3 separate regions of the Homo sapiens genome follow, and all the other regions are linked to region 3. A link is a loop called in an ENCODE intact Hi-C map of the cell type or tissue named here. Cell type or tissue: MCF 10A. All regions are shown on one strand.

Region 1 (8,000 bases), 750 kb before region 3:
AGCCCACACTCAGAACACAAAGGATTCTTGGGCCAGGGGAGAGAAAAACACCTTAAAGTTATACCTGTAACAGGGAAACACAAATGTAAATTAATTTCTCAATCAATTCCCTGCTACAAATGTTTACAAAACATCCCAGTAGTCCATCAACCCAGAAGAACATATCAGATTGATATATAGTCCTGTAACACTACTTAGCTCCAATTATACAGTGGCTCCTCAACTTGCAGTAGAATTACATCCTGATAAACCCATCATAAGCTGAAAATACTGCATCAATAATGCATTGAACACACCTAGCCTACTGAATATTGCAGCTTAGCCTAACCTAACTTAGACATGCCTAGACACTTCCATTAGCCTACAGTTGGGCAAAATCATCTAACACAAAATCCATTTTATAATAACATGTTGGATAGATCATATGATTTATTGAATACTGTATCAAAAGTGAAACATAGTGTAGCTGTCTGGGCACTGGAAATGTGGTTTCTAGTGACTGCCTGTCACTGTGGCACCATAGTACAATTAAGAAAACATCAAGCCATCATAAGTTGGGGACCGTCTGTCAATATTTCTGTGTTTCTGGGGCTTTGGCCATGGCCAGGCCCTCTTTTCTCTTTGCTCAGGCCACACAAGGTCTCCTGGCCACAGTCTCACCTCCCTAAATCTATCCTCCATCCTGTGGCCATGGGTGTTTTAAATAATGCAAATATCATCTCCTTACTTCCACTTAGAACATCCCAGGGCTCTTCCTTGCCCGCAGGTTAGGTCCAGGCACCCTTCCCTCTGGTCTCTGCAGAGTCCCATCTCTGTGATCAGCACTGGTGCTCTAGATACACCCACTGCTCCCCATTCCCTTCTCATAACTCTGTCTTTACAAAAGCACCTCGTTTGTCTCCCCTTTACATTCAATGGGTGACCCCCACTCATCCTTAAAAACCGGGCTGGCCATCATCTCCTCCAAGAAGCATTTCCTAAGTTCCCCTGAGTGATTCTGCTGTTTCCTCATGTGTGATGAGGCTGGGACTTGGCCTTATTCTTACGGCATTTATTTCAGGACAGTAAAATAACGTGTACATCTCACTGCTTCTATTACAGTGCACTCTGGAGGGCAGACATCGTTTATTCATTCATATTTATTTCCTGGTACCATGCACCAGTCTGGAAACATCCAGACTCTCAAGGAATTGTGTGTTAAGTGGATTGCAGCTCCTTGAGTAGGAGCGCTGGGGGTGTGGGGGGGACCCTCTGCACAGAACTGCATGAGCAGAAAGAACAAGAGGAAAGGAATCTGCCCCTCTCATCCTACAACTTCTTTGTAAAGAAAATTGCGCTTTAATTTTTCAACAAATAAAGTCACCAGGAAAGGACATGTTTTTCCCATCTCTGCCTGGGTTCTCGTGGGAGAGTAAAGTGGCAGTGAGAAAAGAAAACTGTCCTGGGAAAGCAGAAGGAATATGAATCGCCAGACATCGGCGTCAGGGTGTGTGTCAGCTCCACAGCTGTCAGCTGAGGAGACATCCCCCACTCAGGACATGTTCCCCAGGAAGTAGTCAATGCTGTCGCCAGTAGCATCACCTGGATCATTGGTTAATGGGTCTGAGTCGCTTGATCATTCCATGGCTATCACACTTATTTAATTTTCTAAAGACAGAAATGAAAATACGTTTCAAGAAGAATACCAAAATAAAGTGCTCAGAGAACAAGCTGTCTGTCCACTGTGTTCAAAGCATTCTAGAAAACTGTAAGGGAGGAGAAAGGCATAGCATCTAGGATTGTGTTAAGACCAATGCCACCGCTGAGGGATGTTTACTGCATGTCTTCTTTTCATAAGGTAGTGTAAGGGGAAACACATCTGTCCTTGCCTTCCAAGAGCATATAATCCAGTTACAGATAAGATAGGTGGAAGACCACAAAGGTCTGTGTTGCAAGGTACACAGGGACCTTGTTGCAGGGAGATGTCTTTGGAACACTAAAGGGACCCTTGTACATGGTTGGTGGGGACATATATTAATACAACCACTTTGGAGAACAATATGGAGACACCTCAAAAAACTAAAAACAGAGCTACCCTTAGATCCAGCAATCTCACTGCTGGGGTATATACCCAAAAGAAAGGAAATCAGCATATGGAAGAGAGATCTGCACTTCCTTGTTTATTGCAGCACTATTCGCAATAACGAAGACTTGGAAGCAACTTTAGTGTCCACCAGCAGACAAATGGATAAAGAAAATGTGGTACATATACACAATGGAGAACTATTTAGCCATAAAAAAGAACAAGAGCCTGTCATTGGTGACAACATGGGAAGGAAATAGAAGACATCATGTTAAGTGAAATAAACCAGGCACAGAAAGACACACATCACATGTTCTCACTCATTTGTAAAAGCTAGACATTAGAACAATTGAACTCATAGAGATGGAGGGTACAGGGATGGCTACCAGAGGCTGGGAGGGTGGTTGTAGGGAGGGTGAGTGGAGAGTAGAGATGGTTAATGAGCACAAAAATAGAGTTAGAATGAATGAGATCTAGCGTCTGAAAGCATAGCAAGGTGACTACAGTCAATGATAATTTATTGTACATTTTGAAATAACTAAAAGAGCCTAACTGGAATGTTGGTAACACAAAGAAATGATAAATGCATGAGGGGATGGATACCTCATATACCTGGATGTGATTATTACCATTGAATGCCTGTATCCAAACATCCCATGTACCCCATAAATGTATACCCTTACTATGCACCCATAAAAATAAAAAATGAAAATAAAGGACAGTAAAGGGAGAAGAGGTTGCTTCTTTATTATTATTATTTTTTTCTGAGATGGAGTTTTGCTCTTGTTGCCCACACTGGAGTGCAATGGCATGATCTCCACTCACTGCAACCTCCACCTCACAGGTTCAAGCGATTCTCCTGCTTCAGCCTCCCAATTAGCTGGGATTACAGGCATGCACCACCACACCCGGCTAATTTTGTATTTTTAGTAGAGACGAGGTTTCACTATGTTGGTCAGGCTGGTCTTGAACTCCTGACCCACCCACCTTGGCCTCCCAAAGTGCTGGGATTACAGGCGTGAGCCACCATGCCCTGCGGAGGTTGCTTCTTGTGAAGCGTTCGGAGCAAAGTTTTGGGTGAGTGCTTGGGGACAGGGGAGATCAGGGTGCACAGGAGAGCCGGGCAGCATCCCAGATCCGAGGAAAGTGATGTGGGGAAGATGGTGGGATGAATGTACTCATGTGACTGGGGCAACAGAGTGGGATATAAATTGTGAGCAAATGGAAGATGACCCGCAATGACGGCTTAAACTCTATCCTGTTCCAACATCTACTGCAGGTGACACACTCAAGGTCAGATTTTTAAAAGAAGTGGTATCAACCAACAGGACATTTTGGGATTGAGGACATTTTGGGAACAGAGTTAGAATAATGGTGTCAGCCTCATGTCATTTGAGAAGCAAGGATGATACAATGGAAAGAGCCCTGGACAAGCAGTCGACAAACTTTCCTTCCTGAAAAGTGTTTCTAGTGACAACTCCTCTCCCCTCCTGCAGTGAGCCTGTGGACAAGCCCCTTCCACTCCCCTAGGCTTGGGTTTCCTAATCTATAACATTAGAGTATTGAGCTAAGCCCTTAGCCATCCCCACGGGCCCTTCAAATCTTAAAGTCGGGATTTTTGTGATTCCAGAGGTAGAAGCTGAGAACAAGGATGAAGGAAGAATCAATGATGATTGGGAGATACTGAGCCTGAGTGAAGGAGGAGATGGAAATTATCACTGGCAGGAGCCGGGAGTGATGTGAGGGGTTGATGAGTGAAGATTCTAAGACAGTGCAGTTGAGGAAACCAAATAAGGATTCCAGAAGGACAGGCATTAGGCTGGCTTCCCTTCTGAAGGCTTCTCAGAGGCGGGTCCTTAGCTGCATTGGAAGGAGGAGGAGGAGGGCTTGTTGGATCAATGAAGAATGAAGCGCTCCAGGTGGCCCTCCCTCTCTGCATTAGGACTTGGTGCGGTGTTCTGCTTGTAAGTTCTCTGAGGGCTGTCTCCAATAAGGATGGTGAGGTACTGCAGAAATAGAACTGGACAGTGGGGCAGAGGCTGCTGCTGAGGCTGAGGATGGAGCGTGCTTAGTGATTCGTACATGAGAGGGCAAGAGCCTGGCCAGGAAGTGGGGGAGAGAGACACCGACCCAAGACACACAGGCTCCTGGCATCTGGGTAAGACACTGAATGCTCACAGCCGGGCTTGCTCCGGCCGTGGTTCCATGCTGGGCACAGAGCGGGTGGGTGATCATTATGCTGATGGTGTTGAAGGTCTGTTGTACACTACCGCATGACTGGTGCTGCCCAGCAGCCTCCATGCACAACGCACCTCAGAACGGACTTGGGTTTCTCCTGTTTAGGATTCTTGCCTAATCACCATTCCTTTGCACTATTGAAAAAAGCCAGAGAGACAAAGTAATTGGACCATCTCAGTCGTGTTCAGTTATGTGATGGACATTTTGTCTTCCTCTGCACAACACAAATGGCCCTCCATTCTTCCCCTAACATTTACTGCAAAGCCGCCTTGGCGATACCGATGCCGAGGTCTTGGGGAATGACCACTCAACTCATCTTCTAAGGATCTCAAAGCACATTTACTGACACTTTCTAATTAAGCTGCCCCGAACCTGAGATGGGAATGGGGAAAACTGCATAGTTGTTTCAGTTTTTCTGTAGGAAAAAAGGTACCAGTCATGGACTAGATGAGGCAAACACATAGGAATGTGAGGAGGCGGACGCACTGGGAACCTCAGGAATGAGAGGAAAGAGGTGTGGTCATCCTGCTTCTGGTATCTGAATCCTGGGAGAAACATCCTCACTTCCCTGAAGAAGGGCCCCAAGCAGCACGGGAGGCATCAAGAGCCTTCCCTCTGGAGCGCACGTGCAGCACCAGCTGGGAGAGCTCCCCTGGCTTAGGACGCTTCCCCAGCCTTGGCTCACCTGCTCTCAGAGCTCTCACCTGATGCTTTCACTCAAGACAAATGTCTCCAGAAGCTGCAAGCATCAATTCAAACCCAGCAATTGTCTTCATGATTTCTTCTAACAATTCTTCAACTTAAAAGAAGCAGCAAATAGAATATATAAATGACAAATTCACAGAAGGAAAATATAAGCCAACAAAACACTTGAAACCAAACCCTCCTTGAAATTATCAGTAAGCAAAGAAAGGGGAATGAAAACAGCAATGCAGTGTATTCGTCCCTGTGGAGTTGGGTTGGGGTGGGTAATACTCAACAGTGGTTGTGGCTAACTGGTACTCTTGCACACAGCCGGTCAGAGCTAATATTTATACAAACTTTCTGGGAAGCAAATTAATAATCACAATATAAAGTCTTTAAAATATGTATACCCTGAGACCCACACTTTCATTTCTAAGATCTTATACTGAGGTAACTCTGTTAGATAGTATTATGTTGTAGCTAGGCGTGGTGGTAAATGCCTCTAGTCCCAGCTACTCAAGAGGCTGAGGCAAGAGGATTGCTTGAGCCCAGGAGGTCAAGGCTGCAGTGATCTGTGATCACACCACTGCACTGCAGCCTGGGCAACAGAATAAGACCCTGCCTCTTTAAAAAAAAAAAAAACAGAAAAGATAGTATGATGTTCTGTGTTGAATAACAGAAACTGAAAAACGGCTTCCATCAAATAGAGGTTTATTTATCAATTTTTGTGAGTACACAGTAGGTGTATACATTTATGGGGTATGTGAGATATTTTGGTACAGTCACGCAGTGTGCAGTCATCATATCATGGAGAACTGGGTATATGTCCTCTCAATCATTATCCTTTGTGTTACAAACAATCCAATTATACTCTTTTAGTTATTTGAAAATATACAATTAAATTATTATTGACTATATCCCCTTGTTTTTTGCTCATATGACATGAGACTTAGAAGGAAGTAGTCCAGGGCTAGGATAATGGCCCTGTCATGGTGTCGGGATCCAGTCTCCTTCCCACTTCCTGCCACACCCTCCTTAACCCATGGTTTTCAGGTCTTGGTCCTAAGATGGCTGCCTGCCTGTGCTCATTGTATCCATGTCCCAGGCGAGACAAAAGGAATGGTCAACACAAACATGCAAGAGCACAGGAACAGGCCAGCCACATCTGCTGCTCTCCAAAGGGCCATCCCAGAAGTACCACTCAGTATTTTCTCCTTACACTGTATTGACCAGACTTCGTGATATAGGAGTTGAAATAATTTAGCCAGGGATATTTCCACACTGACCAAAATCAGAGTCATATTAACAAGGAAGAAAAGAAAAATAGATGTAAAGTAGGTAATTTATGTTATCTTTGACAACAGTTATTAAAGATTGCATGCAAATTTTATATACATTATATGATGTATATAACATATAATACAGAGCTATGTATTTATGCGTGTGTGTAGATAGATAAAATGGCAAAATAACTGGAAGACTCCAAAATTAGACGTTTGGTTCAGAGACATTATTTAACCATATAGTATAATTCATGCAATGGAATACTATGTAATCGATAAACATCAGGCCAGAGAAGGTTATTTCAAACTTGGCAAAAGATTATAATGTATTGCTAAGTGAGAAGTAGGCGCCATACGGCATGCATGGCAAAACACCAGTCAGGGAGGAAAAATTGACATATGTAAAGGACCACAGAAAAGTAGCCAGAAAGAAACATACCAAAATGTTAATGGTGATTATAACAGTGGGGAGTGGAATTATGAGTATCAGATGATTTTAAAAATATCTTTGTGTTTTTATTAGTTTTCCAAGGTTTCTGCATTGAACAGATACTGCTTTTGTAATCTAAAAATAAAAAGCAATAAAAAATAAAGGGGCAAGTTTAATTTTTCCTAATGGAGTCCCAAGGAAATGAGTTGTTTCATGGAATTGGGCCAAAGCAACAGTAAGTTGGTTCTGGATTTGGGTGGTTGATATTCAAGAAGTTCAGGGTTTATTTGTGGTAAGCAATCGCATGGCCTCCTGCCAGACGTTCTCGGCCTTACATGTTAGCTCTAGGACAGGTAAACAGATGATAGTTAATGTACTCGGGTTTGTTTCTCACGTCATTTTAATTTCCTATTTCATCGAATGTTTAACATTATTAATTTTTTAAACCACTTGTTGAAGATTAAAAAAAACCAGAATGCTACTGTGCATTGAGCTTACATTTCATTGTTCCCTTGAAATGATGGTTTTATTTTTAACTTTTCATTTCAAATGTTTTCCTTTGCAACTGTAATTGAAACAGCAAAAAACAAAAAAAAAAAATGTTGCATTTCCTGGGGGAAAACAGTCTTCCGAAAATGAGCAGGCTCTTTATGACTGTGCAAACAATACAAGCACAGAGTGTACTGTAAGGGGGATCTATATTTGTGTTATGTACACATCTATATTTATATGATGCACATCCTAATAAGGGCACCCTGCAGCTCTGGGACCAGCTGGAGCCCTTCTGTTTGAAATCATTTAAAGTGCCACTGACGTCAAGTTGAAAGATACCACTGCACCCAGGTTCTAACAGGTGTTGCTAAGTCTGCATTTACTCATGGTTACACACAGCTCTCCACAGCATGCAATAGCACCCACAACCAAAACCCGAGGTCCTCGCTGTCTGTCCTGAGTGCCTGGGAGCAACACACCCCAATAAATTACACATAGGTTGAAAACTTATGCTAAGGGAACCCAATTTCTCTACCTAATGTTTTCAAGGTGAAATATTCATCTGTTTTATAGACTAGGAAGTGAAGTAAAAGGGTGAAGCCCTTTCTAGTAAGTTACCTGTAAACCATGTATTATCCTGGAAAAGTCTTCACCCTTTTACTGAGTCTCCAGGGCCTAGTTTCTCATCTGTGAAATGAGGGATAGGACTCCTGTCTTGTTGGATTGCCACGTGGCAAGGCAGGGTGCCTATATGTAAATCACTTCAGCCTCAATACATGGTGACTGCCCAATAAATGACCATTGTGATAGT
Region 2 (8,000 bases), 110 kb before region 3:
GTGCTGGGATTACAGGAGTGCGCCACTGCGCCTGGCCTAAGTTGTGACTATTCAGATATCAGTTTCCCTCCTATCTGTAAATAAGTTTGTTTCAATTAATAATGCATCCTAAACTCACTGCAGAAAATTTAGAATATGCATAAGGATATGCAAATAAATTTACCCGAAATACTATATGAAAATTTTGTTTCATATTCTGGATTTTTTCTTATGCACAGATGTATATTATTTGAAATAATAGCACTGACTGAACACCCTGTACTGGCACTGTGGTATATACTGAAATTTCATTATCTGATTTGTACATTTAATTCTCATGACAACTTTACATTAACTATGCAATTTTTTATTGTTATCCTTTAGCATCTTACTGTATGTTCTTCTCCATATCATTAAAATTCTTAGTAAATGTTAATGCCTGCATATTTTGTGGGAGGGATGTAGCATTTCAGGTTTATGTAACTCATAAACAATTGGATGTTTCCAATTTTTCATTAGTACAAATAATGTAAATATTTTCACTTTGTCTTACAAATACTGTTATAATTACGAAATTATAAACAGCTACATCTTTTATATGAATCCTTATATGTGTTTTTGGTTGTAGAGTTAAAATACATTCTCAGAAGTGAAATGTAGGGATAAAGCCTAGGAACATTTTATGTAGACAGTATTTTCTGAAGAATTTTCATAGCAAAAGATATTTTACTTAGACCAGATTTGCCTTTCTTTAACTTGCATTCATGGACATGCAAGTTAAGAACTAAAATTAGTTCATTATATAGACTTCTCCCCAAACAGGCAAGCTGAGTGATGTGGAGCCCTTAGTCAATTGGATATTTGCCTCTAGTCAAATTTAAGTTCCTTCTGGAAAGTGGAAAAGACTACCGAGAGGGTGCATCATTCTGGCCATCTCTGATACCCAAGGCTGACCAAGGCTGTCTCTTGCCCTGTGGAGTGGGAAGGCAGTGGGCTGAGTCTTCCTCGGTCAGTGACCGTTTTGGTGGTGCCAATGCCGCAGCAAGTTTCATCAGATCCCTGCAGAGAGGAAGCTGTGCACAAACCCTGCATGGGTGTCTGGAAGCCATGCTGGGGCTGCTGAGTGCCTGAAAACGCTGCACTCACCACCCAGGAGGACAGTTTTCCCAGGCCAATTCCCATTAGAGCGACCAACACTGGCAGCGTTCAGTCAACATCTGAGAGAATCTCTCTGACTCGAGAGTGCCTTCAACATAAGGAGAGCTGGTTTGGGGGCCACATATAAAGTCCCTGACTTAGTAGGTTGCTAACAACATTGTCTTCCTTCTCTTTCTTGAAGGTAGGCACCTGAGTGTTTAATATAGGAAGGTGTTATAAACTTAACTACATGCTATAACGAAGCCTTCATTTGAGAAACCAAAAAGAAGGAAATTAGACTTCATGAGAAAACTTAGAAAACAGTCTTTATCATTTTATCCCAGTTCATACTTATGAGAAGTACCTAAAATATTGAGTAAACTTGAGGATATATCACTGAATCCTGAATTAAGCATTTGCAACATCAGTGAAGAAAAACTGGTTCAATGACGTGAACCCATGAAAGGGCACAAGGAGAAGTAGGAGAAAATTCACTCTGATCTGAAAGTGAAGTGGTAGGAAAAAATCTTGGCAAGATTTTAGGTTTGGTAAACTATTTTTAAACCGTTTCATCGAGGTTTGATTGACATGGAAAGCTGTATATATTTAATATATACAACTCTCTGAGTTTGGGGATAACTAACCATCTGTGAGGCTAATTTGGCAAAATATTTTGAATATTTGGAGAAATATTCAAACCATGAGTGTATGTCGACACCCAACCCACTCTATGAGAAGAAAAATATAGATTTACTCTTTAACAGGTTGATTGAAATATGAATCACGTATAATAAATGGCACATAACTAGGGTGTGCAAGTGGATAAGCTTTGGCATATGTGCACACCAATAGGCCCTTCTGCACTGAAGGAAATGCATAACCCAGTCCCCCAGCTGTTCCTCTCACCCCTTTGTAATCTCTCCTGCCCTGCCTCTGCTCAACCCCTTCCCCAGGCAACTACTGTTCAGCTTTCTGTCACCACTGATTACTTTGCATGTTCTGGAATTATATATAAATGGAGTAATGTCATGCATGGTCGTTTTTGCCTGGCTGCTTTTTCCCCACAGAATTATTTTAAGATCCATTCATGTTTTGGTGGCAAACATTCATTCCCTGTCATTGCTGAGTAGTATTCCACCAAAGCGATTAATTTTTAAACAGATATTGTGTCTCTTAAATTCATATTTATTAAGGCTCCATAAGAGAAAAAAAATGATTCCTGTAACAGTATGAGCTCTTTTCTCCCTCCACCAAGTCAATGAATTTTTCTGTGACATCGTTGCTTCTTATGATTTGAAGAAGCGCTGTTTACCGCATGTCTTACTCTTAACGCTGAGATGCTACGAGGAAGGCAAAACACAAGCACTAATCCACCTTTAGCTGGCCTTTAATTTACGCTACTTTCCACGATGTACACAGTTTATCCCAGGCTGAGCCTCTGTCTCTTCCCTTGCGGGGCCAGCAAGAAATGCGTTAACACTATGGGTGAGGCGCTGGCATCATTATAACCACAGGAGGATGTGAAACGTGTCTTAGCCAGAATTAATAGCAGCAACAGCCAATTCAAATATGGAAGAATGTTTATGGCTAGGAAATGGTAAGATAATAAGAGTTGGTCTTTATTAAACCGTATGTGTCTGGTATTACGCTATCTAATTTGTTTGCAGTCATTATTTTTCACTCAATTCTCCCAACACTGTACATACAACTTCCAAGTTTACATCAGGGTTATTTCCCTTAACATAGAGTGTGCGCATTTTCAGTGTCACTAACAAATTCTTAGTAATCATTATTTATAATAGAGACAACACTTATAGCCAGGAAAAAGAAAAGGACAAATTAATAGAATTTTGGTTTCTATAAAATCCCCTGTGACATACCTTATAAAGCCAAGTAAAAACCAAGCAACCATTCTGGGGAGATCTGACCCAGGGAAGCTGAGCCAGGGAACGCAGAAGGCCACATACATTAGAGGAGCCCACTCTGGTCCTTGACCGAGGCGGTGCGTGTGATCTGTGTATTTGCAACAGTTACAGGGTCCAGAGCAGTAAAGAGAGTACAGGAGCTGCCAACCACCATTATACCCTGTGTGGTTCCCCAGCATCCTGGGAACTTGGCCAACTCATAGCAATTGCTCACCCCGAATGAGACCATGAGGCCCCCACTTCCCCTGGCCTGAATAGTTCAGGCTGCCTTGGGTTTGTGGGCGTCCGCATCAGGAAGATATCTGGTCCTCCTGTATTGTGTCATTAAACACTCCCAGGAACTGAAGGAATGCTATTGATTTGGATCATCTATTCCCCGCAGGAGTTTTAAAACTTCCTATGAGGCCACAAAGGAATCCATATAAAAGTTTATTTTGTGAGAAGAGAGACAGTGTCTTTTCATTCTGCCTTGAGGATGTGCATGGTGCTAGCACAGCAGAGGCATTGCAGACTTGTTAGAAAACTTCAAAAGCTGGGTGTGGTGGCTCACGCTTGTAATTCCAGCACTTTAGGAGGCCGAGGTGGGCGGATCACCTGAGGTCAGGAGTTCAAGACCAGCCTGGCCAACATGGTGAAACCCCCTCTCTAGTAAAAATAAACCTGGCACCTGGTACCTTTAGTCCCAGCTACTTAGGAGGCTGAGGCAGGAGAATCACTTGAACCTGGGAGGCAGAGGTTGCAGTGAGCCGAGATTGCAACATTGCATTCCAGCCTGAGTGAGAGAGTGAAACTCTGTCTCAAAGAAAAAAAAAAAAAAAAAACAGAACAGAAAAGAAAACTTCAGACAAGTTAAATTTGATAGAGTTTAATTGAGAAAAAAAAAAAAGAAATGATTCACGAATCAGGCAGCCTCCAGAATCACAACAGATGTGGAGAGACTCCAGCAGTGCCTTGTGGTCAGAACAAATTCATAGACAAAAAAAGTAAAGTGACGTACAGGAATTGGCAGTGAGGTACAGAAACTGTGAGTTTGGTTGCACCTTGGCATTTGCCTTATTTGAAGACAGTTTGAACACTCAGCAGTCTGTGAGTGGTTGAAGTATAGCCGCTGGGATTGGCCAACACTCAGCTATTGTTACAGGTGCATACTATTATGTTTGGTTTTCAATCTTGTCTGCCTATTAAGCTAGGTTACTGTTCCGTCATGAGGACTCAAATATAGAGGTAGGAGTCCTTCTCAGGCCATCTTCAGTTTGCTTTAACAAGACAAATCCTCACATGGACTGGAGTCTGCAAATGGCAGCAGGCACCTCCGAGGCCCAGGTCAGGCTTCCATCAAAAGGGAAAAAGTCTCAGGTCTACTCTATGCCGATATGTGCTACAAGGAAATAATAATACTCCAAGCTGTATCCAAGGCTTCAATTGCCTCTACCTCTTCCTTGCAAATTATTTAAACTGCTTATCTTAATCCCTGAATGGTGAATTTACTAGCTCTGATAACAGATCGCTTACACATTTAGAGAGTTGAGTTTAGCCCCCAAGGTCCTTGCTGTAGTTGTACTTATTTGTTTGTTTTTGTTTTGTTTTATCTCTAGCTAGAATCTACCTGCCTAGAATTGACACCCATTGGTCTAGGTTTCATGCCTTTGGGTTGTATAAAATGTGTGTGGTCTAACTTCTTGCTTCATTATTAGGCTATGCATTCTGGGTCTCATTTCCCACTGCCACAGTTCTGTTTCCTTTCAGTATATGAGTCACTTCTCCCTGAAATCGCCTGGGGTTTTCTAACATATCTTTGGAATGTGATGTCCTGCATTGTATGCTCCAGCAGGGAGGGCTGCCCCCCTGTTACTGCCCAGGTGAGAAATGGGTGCATTCCAGGGTCTGCAGTAAGACTCATCCTATGAGACAGGTACTTCCCACCATCATCTACCCAGTCCTCCCAACCATCCTATGAGATAGGTACTTCCCACCATCATCTACCCAATCCTCCCAACCATCCTATGAGACAGGTACTTCCCACCATCATCTACCCAATCCTCCCAACCATCCTATGAGACAGGTACTTCCCACCATCATCTACCCAATCCTCCCAACCATCCTATGAGACAGGTACTTCCCACCATCTACCCAATCCTCCCAACCATCCTATGAGACAGGTACTTCCCACCATCATCTACCCAATCCTCCCAACCATCCTATGAGATAGGTACTTCCCACCATCATCTACCCAATCCTCCCAACCATCCTATGAGATAGGTACTTCCCACCATCATCTACCCAATCCTCCCAACCATCCTATGAGATAGGTACTTCCCACCATCATCTACCCAATCCTCCCAACCATCCTATGAGATAGGTACTTCCCACCATCATCTACCCAATCCTCCCAACCATCCTATGAGATAGGTACTTCCCACCATCATCTACCCAATCCTCCCAACCATCCTATGAGATAGGTACTGTCATTTTTTCTTTAGCAACAGTGATGCTGAGGCCACGTGACTTAAGTGGAACAGTGTTGAGCCTGGCTTTCTGATTCTTCAACCTCTCTTACAATTCTTCTCTTCCTTAATATCCTTTTTCTTGTATTTTCTCCTTTCTAATGGATTCTTTGCTCAGCTCTCCACTTTTAGTCACGTTTTGTTAACAATCATCTTCTCCACTCTTTTTTCTTTCTGGTCTCACAGAAATATGAAAAGATGTTCATTTTTCACAGCTCTACTCCACAGTCCATGGTGATAACCCACCATATATATATATATATATATATATATATGTGTGTGTGTGTGTGTGTGTGTGTGTGTGTGTGTGTATATATATGTGTATATATATATGTGTATATATATATGTGTGTATATATATATGTGTATATATATATGTGTATATATATATGTGTATATATATATGTGTATATATATATGTGTATGTGTGTGTGTGTGTATATATATATATATATATATATATATATATATATTTAGAGTCTCACTCTGTCACCAGGCTGGAGTGCAGTGGCGCAATCTTGGCTGACTGCAACCTCCGCCTCTTGGGTCCAAGTGATTCTTCTGCCTCAGCCTCCTAAGTAGCTGAGACTACAGGTGTGCACCACCACACCCAGGTAATTTTTGTATTTTTAGTAGAGATGGGGTTTCACCATATTGGCCAGGATGGTCTCGATCTCTTGACCTCGTTATCCACCCGCCTCGGCCTCGCAAAATGCTGGGATTACAGGTGTGAGCCACCAGCCTATACTTTTTAGCAGTGAACGGAACCTTTAGCTGACTCAGGCACCGCCCTGTTTGTCTCAGCAAACTTACAGGAGTTTGCATTGGGGTTGCTTAGGCCAAGGGATGGGGAAGAGCTGCAGGGAGTGAAGAGCAGAGTCAGATGTTATGGGCTTTTGGGGGCAGAAAAAAGGATATTATGTACCTAAAGAGGGGTGCCTTTTCCTGGGACAGGGAGCGGTTTTTGATTTACAGAGGGAAATGTTGAACAAAGACTGCATTCTTCTGGTTGCATAGGAATACTTTAAAGCCCACATTCAGTTCTTACCACAGCCACCCAAGCAATCTGGAATCTCACACAAACGTGCCTTCTAGACAGGAAGTTTTTATGAACATTTTAGAGAAGACAACAAAAACAAGAACAAAAACGAGAACGGCTGGCTGAGTCAGAATCTCAAAAATCTCAAGATTCTCATGCATTTTGAGAACTTGTTAAACAATATGAATATTCTCCTTGGTAAGTCAGTTAGAAAAACTCACTCTTTTGAACAATAATGCTCTGTTTTTCTCCAGTTGGGGAACTGAAATAATGGAGAAAGTCTCTGCTCTTAATTTCTCTAACCAGATGGAATTTAAAAAGCATGTGGTTCGAGTCATCATTGGGAAAACATGACAAAGATTATGGAACACACATGAATTCCAACTTGCTGGGCACCCACACATTTTCCTTCATTCTTTGAAGAATTGCTAAAATCAGCCATCAAGAACAGTAAACACCAATACTTTGCCTTGAGAGGAATTAGGGGTTTGAGCTAAAATATCTAAAAGACTTGAAATCTGTAATTAAACATAGACTTGGTTTTAAGTTTCCTAATCCTCTCTTTATCATCAACATTCTGCAATAAATTCTTTCTAAACTTCCCCACCTCAGTTTACTAGTTTAGCTCTCTGATGCAATAATCTCCACAAACAATCGTTTTTGCTCAGTTACTTTTCATTAATTTATGGTTTTTCCAGTTTTAGTCTTAACTGGAATAAATGAACATATGACTTTAATTTAACCTATATTTCCTTGCACTTAGAAACAAAAGTGAATAATATTATGTATGCATGTATGTATGCATTTATTTATTCTCAATCCCAAAGACCTCACCAATTTGATGAGGGAGGTTAAGCAAAATGAAACAAAAACATTCTCACCCTTTTACTGTACCTAAACTCAATAGTCCAACAAAATAAAATGAAGAAATGATATTTTAGATAGTATTGTCTTTACTGAAAAGCCAGTTGTAGTCATATTTTGCAGAAAGAGAGTTTAAAATATATAAAAGTAGACGGAGTTGACAATATATACATAATTGATCAAAAGTTTTATAGTATAAATGATTCTTATTATTAGGCGTAGTTATGTTTTATAAAGGCAACACAAACCCAGAATTAGCAAATACTGAAGCATTTCTTCTAGGGGAAAGCCAGAGTTCGTTTCCTTCAAGACTCTGGTCACAATATTTTTGTCAGCTGATCAACATGTAGACTTGTTTTATGTGTGTTTCTGTTTAAAGACACCTTGTTTAATATATATTGTTATTCATCAACGCTGAAGTCACAGGCAGTAGCATTCTAACTGGTGCCTGAATGAAGCCTCTCTAACAGGTGTATTTTCTGTCTCGGACACATCACAGCCTTCCTGCATTTAGACACATTCGACAACACTTTTGCACTAGCTTGGGAGCCA
Region 3 (8,000 bases):
ACCCCTGGTAACCATAATGACTTCCTAATACCAGTAAATTAACAAATACCGGGGTGCCACCAAATGCATCCCTGAAGTGCCTTTGGTGTGGTCCCCGGCCTGCTGAAACGAAGCGTGGGCCCCGCCTTTGTTCTTCCCCAGGACTTTTCTTGTGGGCTCACAGCACTTTGAATCTCAAATGAGCTGCCTAATTAATCTCCACAACTATCCTGTGAGACTTGTCCATTATCTTCACTTTGCAGATAGTAACAATTTATAGGACTTGGCTGAGGTCACAGGAAAATTAGCATCAGAGCCAGAATAAAATTCTGAGTTCCTAAACCCCTTTCCTCTTATCCTGTTCCCTAGACAACATCATTTCATCCTCTTGGTATAAAATTAGTAAGTGTGGCGGGGCCGTATTGCATCGTAATGAACTACTGTTTGGTACATGTGACCTAGAGGCTAAGGGCTTTTTTTTTTTTTAAATGCACAGTCTGAAAAGGTACTAAAACAATTATTTTTGGAATATGTCTTACAGAATGGCTTTTAGACGCCATGTGCCCATTCGTCTCCATGAAAGGAATGTCATTTACACAACCCACTGAACATCTCCGTGGTTCAGGTAGTCCTGTGCCAGGACCTGGAGAAGACGCTGACCCTCAGGTGTTTTCTTTTTTGCTGATAAAGTGTGGGTGAAATGTGTTGGACTTGGTGCATGCTGCAATAATTGCAAATGAGATGATCTGCACATGAATTTTCTTGGTGTGATTTTGTTTGATCTTTCTCGGTGTGGTTCTGTAATGGCAAGAGACATCTTCCTCTGCATCAGAGTATGAAACATCTTAAAAGGCATTGCATGGCTGAAGTGCAGGTCTGTATTTTTTAGAACTAGCTATTTGACAGGAAAGGGTGTAAATCCACATTGTGTTCATTCAATTCCACAAGCATTCATTGAACACCATCTCATGACAAGCCAGTGCCAGGGGCCGTGAATGGGGCTGGAGGCAGACACATTCCCAGGGTGACTTTAGAGTGGCCTCTCCTGTGTGCTCATTTGGAAAATCAGAAGGAAGATGACGCAGGCTTGATTCTGTCCGGCTCAGATGTTCAAGAACATTGTGATCACTTCAGATAATGTTTATCTTATTTATGATGTTGCACAGATGTTCAAGAACATTGTGATCACTTCAGATAATGTTTATCTTATTTATGATGTTGCACTGACACAGACTGTCAAGGCTGAATTCCTACCCTGCCTGTCAACAAGTAAACAAGTCCTTAAGCGGATTATGGGAACTAACTAAGGAGTAATTAGAAGCATTTTGTCAAGTCACTAGAATGGAATCCCAGGGTGGACCCTTTAGGAGAGGGAGAGTTCTTTGATAATGCAAACACATTCTTTAGATTCCAGGTTCCAGTGTGGCTTCTGGGTGGCAAAGTGAGAGGAGCTTGCTTTGGAGAAGTGGAGCTGGCCTTAGGAAGGCGTGTTTGACTCTGTTGACAATTATCAGTCAGGAGCTAGATCTGGGTAGGACAGTTAGAAACACTGACATAATTCTTACTTTGTTTTGTTGGCCTTAAGAATAAAAATTTTAAAATACAGATGATTATTCTATACTTTCAGGTTTATTATCAACCTGTAGCACTCAAAAGCTTTCAATTATTGTTAATATATTTGAGTTAAATATCAAAGTAATAGGCATTACTTACTTTTAGAAAATTGCAACCAATAAGAGGCATTTCATTTGTCGTGCATTTAACTTTTGAGACATAATGAATAGTTTCCTAAAACTTTTCAAAGCTGAATGTTATGGAAGAAACATTCTCACCATAACTCTTAAAAATTGCATATCCTTACAAGTGAATACCATATCAAAATATGAAAATCATTTCAGATATTTATTAACTACTTAAAACTGACAAATGGTAAACAGAAATGTCATTTCTTTCATTAGTACAGAGAAAGCTCCCTCACTCCTCCCAAATATCTATTGTGATGAATTGGTTGATTATTTTAAACAATGTAGTTGCACAAATAGACATTAATGTGAATGATGATAGCATGTCACTTCTGAGGAATTGCATTTAGGAGGTACGTGTATGACAGCTTATGTGTAATCTTCAGGCTTGTATTTATGCCACAAGAAAATAGACTTTCTTCAATGATTCACTTCATCACAGGTGGCCTACCTACCTGAAAGACATCTTCATGCCAAAGTTGGCTGACTTTCTCATGCACAACGAACCCATATTCCCGTAGGAATTGAAGGATATGACTAATCAGTTGAAAACAGTTCTTTCATTTGTTTAACATGTCAAACTCAGGAACAAGCCCCAAGGTTCAAGTTTTACTGAAAGACTTTTACCATAGTGCTTTTTTGACATAGAAAAGAAAAACAGAACAATAAAAAAAAGAAAGTCAACAATTTTTTCAGTGAAGAGACTCACAGAGATTGAAGGTTCTCCGAAAACATTCAGGCCAATGCATCATTTTACATATGAGAAAACTGAAGTCCAGAGGTGACAAAATTTGACAAATCTACATAGCTAAAATGAAACCAAACAGACTCGTAATCCTACTTGGTGCTGGAGGGAGGCTGCAATCTGGGGAACTTGTTATCCAGACATCCCAGCTGGTAGAGTGTGCTACTACATAGATAAAGTCACTGTGGTTAGTGTCTAGCCTCAGCTTTAAAGTTCTGGAAAATCAAATTTGTCAATATTCCCATGGTTATTTAGAGTTAGGGGAACTAATATAAATTCCAAAATATAAATTTATAAAAGAAAATATTGTGACTTTTCTTGTTCTCTATGTAGAACATGCCCATAATCTTCCATAATCATCCTTATGACATGCAGCATCCTTACAATGACTGAGAAGTGGTAAATTTGGAAGCTTCTTAGGTGAGTGTCGAGAGGGCCGAGGAACAGAATAGTCTCGGGACATCTAGTCATCCCAATTTTACAATTGAGCTATAGGCTGATAATACCACTGTCTCTGTTCTCTAAATAAGCATGGCAAAATTGTGGTTTTCTGAATGTCGTTCATCAATAATCCAAGCTGGCTTTTTCACAGTTAGTGTCTAGATAAGGTTCAACAACATACATGTGGTTTCTCATGGTTGTATTTTATTTACATTCTATTCCCCCTTTCAGACCAATCAATCACCTTGATTGAAGTTCTGACTGTGGTCTTGCTAAGAATTCTTCTGGAATATGATCCCTTTTGCTTGTCTCTTCAGCTTGCTTGGCAACTTTCTACCCACTTTCCTCAAAATTCCGAGACATCAGACTCACCTCCAGTTCATCTCCAGTTCATGTGACAGCTGCTGTCCCTGCTGGTGAAGTGGCTGTGCTGTCTGGGGTATACACCCTGGGGTTCATCGTCACACACCAAGAATTCAGGACACAATCACATGTGGGTGGGTTAGGGAGTGGAAAATTTAATAGATAGAAGAAAGGAGAGAGGAGAGCAGCTCTTAGAGAGAGAGAGAGAGAGAGACATCTGAAAAGTGGGGAGGCAGTGGACCAAAACAGATATAATAAGTTGGAGAAGGCGGTGTCTGATTTACATAGGGCTCACAGACTGGTTCCATCAGGTATGACGTCTACATAGTGTGCGGGGGAAGGCTGGTTGCCCCACCCTAATCTAATTATGCAAATAGGCTTTCCAGTTGATCAGAGCCATCTTCTCTGCTCCTTACAATACACTTGGCTGGCAGGGAAGGGAAGATGGAGCCACCAGTTTGAAAATGTCTAGTCCTTAGTTCCTGCTGGCATTCACCTATGCAAGCTCCCAGCTTGCAGGCTGCTCTTTGTTAGAAAATGACTTGGGGCTGCTTTTCATTAAAAAGAAAAGCCTTACCCAGGACTCCCATGCCCTTGCTATCTGCCTAAGCAATTCCTTCTTAACTCCTATATCCCTGGGGAGATGGTAGGAGTGCTGCCCCTGTCTCCTTGCTTGAGAGGGGAACTGCCCCAGGGAACCACCGCCATCTTTCTCTATTGCCTGTGTGACTGCAGCATGGTGAGGTTCTAAGTCCCTGTACCCCTTTTGACTAAGGATGTTTTCCTTCTTCCCCATGATTTTGCTGGAGAATGAGAGGCAGAATTAAAACGTGCTGCATTTGTATTCAGATGTAAAGTTTGTGTCTCTGCAGAAAGCATTGCTTGTGTAGAGAAGGAAAGCATATTGTTTTAGTCCACAGGGGAGCTAGAAATGTGATCAGTCATCAGAATAAGGCAGATGTGTGCTAAATATTTCAGTCACTTATTAGCAGATAATTTATTGGCTTATTATCAAATGTAGCAAATATTTGCCATGTCTGCTTTGGGTTACTTTTTTTGGGAAGCCTTAGGCCGATTTTTGGCAACAGGGATTGAAAACATTTTACCACTTCCCTTACTGAAAAGGCCTTGTTGCCTGGGTGGGTGCCCAAGTCGTTGGTCTCACAGCTGAGGAAATCGACGATGCAGACACACCAAGGACGAGGTCAGAGCAGAAGCAGAAGTTTAACAGGTGAAAGAAAGAGAACAGTTCTCTGCTGCAGAGAGGGGTCCCAGAAAGGGTTGCCGTCCCACAGTAAAATGAAAGGGTTTTTTTCATGCGCGTCCGTGTGAAGAGACACCAAACAGGCTTTGTGTGAGCAACATGGCTGTTTATTTCACCTGGGGGCAGGCGGGCTGAGTCCGAAAAGAGAGTCAGCGAAGGGAGATAGGGGTGGGGCCGTTTTATAGGATTTGGGAAGGTAATGGAAAATTACAGTCAAAGGGGGTTGTTCTCTGGTGGGCAGGGGCGGGGGTCACAAGGTGCTCAGTGGGGGAGCTTCTGAGCCAGGAGAAGGAAATTCACAGGGTTAATCACTCAGTTAAGGTGGGGCAAGAACAAATCACCATGGTGGAATGTCATCAGTTAAGGCGGGGCAGGGCCTTTTCAGTTCTTTTGTGATTCTTCAGTTACTTCAGGCCATCTGGGCGTATACGTGCAAGTCACAGGGGATGCGATGGCTTGGCTTGGGCTCAGAGGCCTGACATTCCTGCCTTCTTATATTAATAAGAAAAATAAAACAAAATTGTGTTGAAGTGTTGGGGCGGTGAAAATTTTTGGGGGGTGGTATGGAGAGAGAATGGGCGATGTTTCTCAGGGCTGCTTCAAGCGGGATTAGGGGCGGCGTGGGAACCTAGAGTGGGAGAGATTAAGCTGAAGGGAGGTCTTGTGGTAAGGGGTGACATTGAGGGGGTTGTTAGAAGAAACATTTGTCATACAGAAAGATTGGTGATGGCCTGGATACGGTTTTGTATGAACTGAAAAACTAAATGGAATAAGAGAAGGAGAAAAACAGGTATAAAAGGACTAAGAATTGGGAGGATCTAGGACATCTAATTAGAGAATGCCTAAGGAGGTTCAGCATAGTCCTTCCAGCGAAGATTATTTATTTACTTCAAGAGTTAAGAGTGGCAGTTTGGGGATAGCATGAGGAGATATCAGCCATGATGGCTTGGAGAAACAGTGTAAACTGGCAGTGTAAACAAGAGCAGGGCATGTATGAGTAGTTGAGAACGGAGAATAGGAGTATGACTAGACGGAAAATAGTAGGGATGACAAGTTTTTTTGGGGGCACAGTCTAAGTTGGTCTGGTGTCTGGGATGAGACTGGGGCCTAATAAAAAGGAGCTTAAATGGACTGTACCTTGTAGCATTCTGAGGACAGGTCTGACTTCTGAGAAGGGAAAGTGGTAAAAGTATTGTCCAGTTCTTTTTAAGTTGGTGGCTGAGCTTGGTGAGGTGTGTTTTTAAAAGACCTTTAGTCCGTTCTACTTTTCTTGAAGACAGAGGACTATAAGGGATATAAACTGAAAAACTGCTTGGCTAATTTGACTAATAAAGCCTGGTCTGTTATCAGACTGTATAGAGGTGGGAAGGCTAAACTGAGGAATTATGTCTGACAGAAGGGAAGAAATGACTGCGGTGGCCTTCTCAGACCCTGTAGGAAAGGCCTCTACCTATCTAGTGAAAATGTCTACTTAGACTAAGAGGTATTTTAGTTTTTGTGACTCGGGGCATGTGGAGTAAAGCTAATTTGCCAGTCCTGGGCGGGGGCAAATCCTCGAGCTTGATGTGTAGGGAAGGGAGGGGCCTGAATGATCCTTGAGGAGTAGCAGAATAGCAGATAGAATAGCAGATGGAACACTGAGAAGTTATTTCCTTGAGGATAGATTTCTACAATGGAAAGGAAATGAGAGGTTCTAAGAGATGGGCTAGTGGCTTGTAATATGGGGAAATGGGGTGAATGTCAGGTGGATCAGAGAGATGCAGTCATGGGGATCAGGTGTGGTATCAGGAATAATGTGGGAGGCCAGATTGAAGTCTGGGCCAGGAACAATGGTAATTGTGGGACTTAACAAAGAATGAGTACAGCTGAAGGAGCCGGGGAGCAGAAAGTATATGCGTCAGGTATGAGGAAGAAAATAGATTTTGGAAGTTATGAGAAATGTAGAGAGTGAGTTGAACATAGTTTGTGATTTTTAGGGCCTCTAAAATTATTAAAGCAGCGGCAGCTGCTGCATGCAGACATGAGGGCTAGGCTAAAACAGTAAGGTCAAGTTGTTTGGACAGAAAGGCTACAGGGTGGGGTCCTGGCTCTTGTGTAAGAATTCTGACCGCACTAACCATGCCTAGGAAGGAAAGGAGTTGTTGTTTTGTAAGGGATTGAGGTTTGGGAGATTAATCAGACACCATCAGCAGGGAGAGCACCTGTGTTTTTGTGAAGAATTATGCCGAGGTAGGTAACGGATGGAGAAGAAATTTGAGCTTTGGAGGGGGATACCCGATATCCTTTGGAGAATAAATGCTGAAGGAGCAGAAGTATGTCTTGTTGAGAAGATTCAAAGGAGGGGCTACAAAGAAGAAGGTCATCAATATATTGAATAAGGTGAGAAGTGGAGGGGTGGAAAGAAAGTAGATCATGAGAAAGAGCTTGGCTGAAGTAATGAGGGCTGTCCCTGGAACCTTGCGGCAGCACAGCCCAGGTAAGCTGCTGAGCCTAATGGGTGTCAGGGTCAGTCTAAGTGAAGGCAAAGAGAGGCTGAGATGAAGAGTGCAAAGGAATAGTAAAGAAAGCATGTTTGAGATCCAGAACAGAATAATGGGTAGTAGAGGGAGGTATTGAGGATAGGAGAGTATATGGGTTTGGCACCACGGGGTGGATAGGCAAAACAATTTGGTTGATAAGGCACAGATTCTGAACTAAGTTGTAAGCCTTGTCTGGTTTTAGGACAGGTAAAACGGGGGAATTGTAAGGAGAGTTTATAGGCTTTAAAAGGCCATGCTGTAGCAGGTGAGTGATAACAGGCTTTAATCCTTTCAAAGCATGCTGTGGGATGGGATATTGGCATTGAGTCGGGTAAGCGTGATTAGGTTTTAATGAGATGGTAAGGGGTGCATGATCGGTCGCCAAGGAGGGAGTAGAGGTATCTTATACTTGTGGGTTAAGGTGGGGGAATACAAGAGGAGGACGCAAAGGAGGCTTTGGATTGGGAAGAAGGGCAGCAATGAGATGCAGCTGTAGTCCAGGAATAGTCAGGGAAGCAGATAATTTGGTTAAAATATCTCGGCCTGATAAGGGAACTGGGCAGGTGGAGATAACTAAAAAAGAGTGCATAAAAGAGTGTTGTTCAAGTTGGCACCAGAGTTGGGGAGTTTTAAGAGGTTTAGAAGCCTGGCTGTCAATACCCACAACAGTTATGGAGGCAAGGGAAACAGGCCCTTGAAAAGAAGGTAATGTGGAGTGGGTAGCCTCCATATTGATTAAGAAGGGGACAGACTTACCCTCCACTGTGAGAGTTACCTAAAGCTCGGTGTCCATGGTGGTCTACAGGGCTTCTGAGGCGATCAGGCAGCGTCAGTCTTCAGCCACTAAGCCAAGAAGGAGTCAGTCAGAGAGCCTTGGGCCAGAGTTCCAGGGGCGCTGGGAGTGGCTGCCAGGTGAGTTGAACAGTCCGATTTCCAGTGGGGTCCCG

What was found. Hi-C counts contacts between places; a loop is a spot of excess contacts. Peaks named below come from ENCODE experiments on the same cell type or tissue, not always from the same donor. Only the 100,000 strongest peaks of a DNase experiment are listed, where the experiment ranks them.
Region 1: it touches region 3 in a loop (4-fold over the local background); 4 of 110 quality-filtered maps call a loop at or near these places.
Region 2: a loop joins it to region 3, with 5 times the contacts of the local background. A loop is called at or near these places in 2 of 110 quality-filtered maps.

The regions. Positions count from the first base shown.
Region 1 is chr13:110,014,422-110,022,421 of GRCh38, reverse strand. It overlaps a transcript of LINC03082 not described here. Among named protein-coding and RNA genes, the nearest start is that of LINC00396, 35 kb to the left of the region's middle. RefSeq lists an enhancer at 4,059-5,258. In MCF 10A, no CTCF peak of the experiment used is centred here; DNase peaks (open chromatin) are centred at 4,821, 6,981 and 7,491.
Region 2 is chr13:109,380,672-109,388,671 of GRCh38, reverse strand. No RefSeq gene overlaps it. Among named protein-coding and RNA genes, the nearest start is that of LINC00399, 16 kb to the left of the region's middle. In MCF 10A, no CTCF peak of the experiment used is centred here; DNase peaks (open chromatin) are centred at 4,051 and 4,771.
Region 3 is chr13:109,267,699-109,275,698 of GRCh38, reverse strand. It overlaps LINC03061 (long intergenic non-protein coding RNA 3061), which reads right to left. Exons shown (of 2, transcript NR_185883.1): 2 at 4,624-8,000. LOC130494219 (a long non-coding RNA gene) reads right to left here and starts at 3,496. Exons shown (of 2, transcript NR_185888.1): 1 at 3,280-3,496. RefSeq lists enhancers at 4,224-4,952, 7,470-8,000. In MCF 10A, no CTCF peak of the experiment used is centred here; DNase peaks (open chromatin) are centred at 2,228 and 3,588.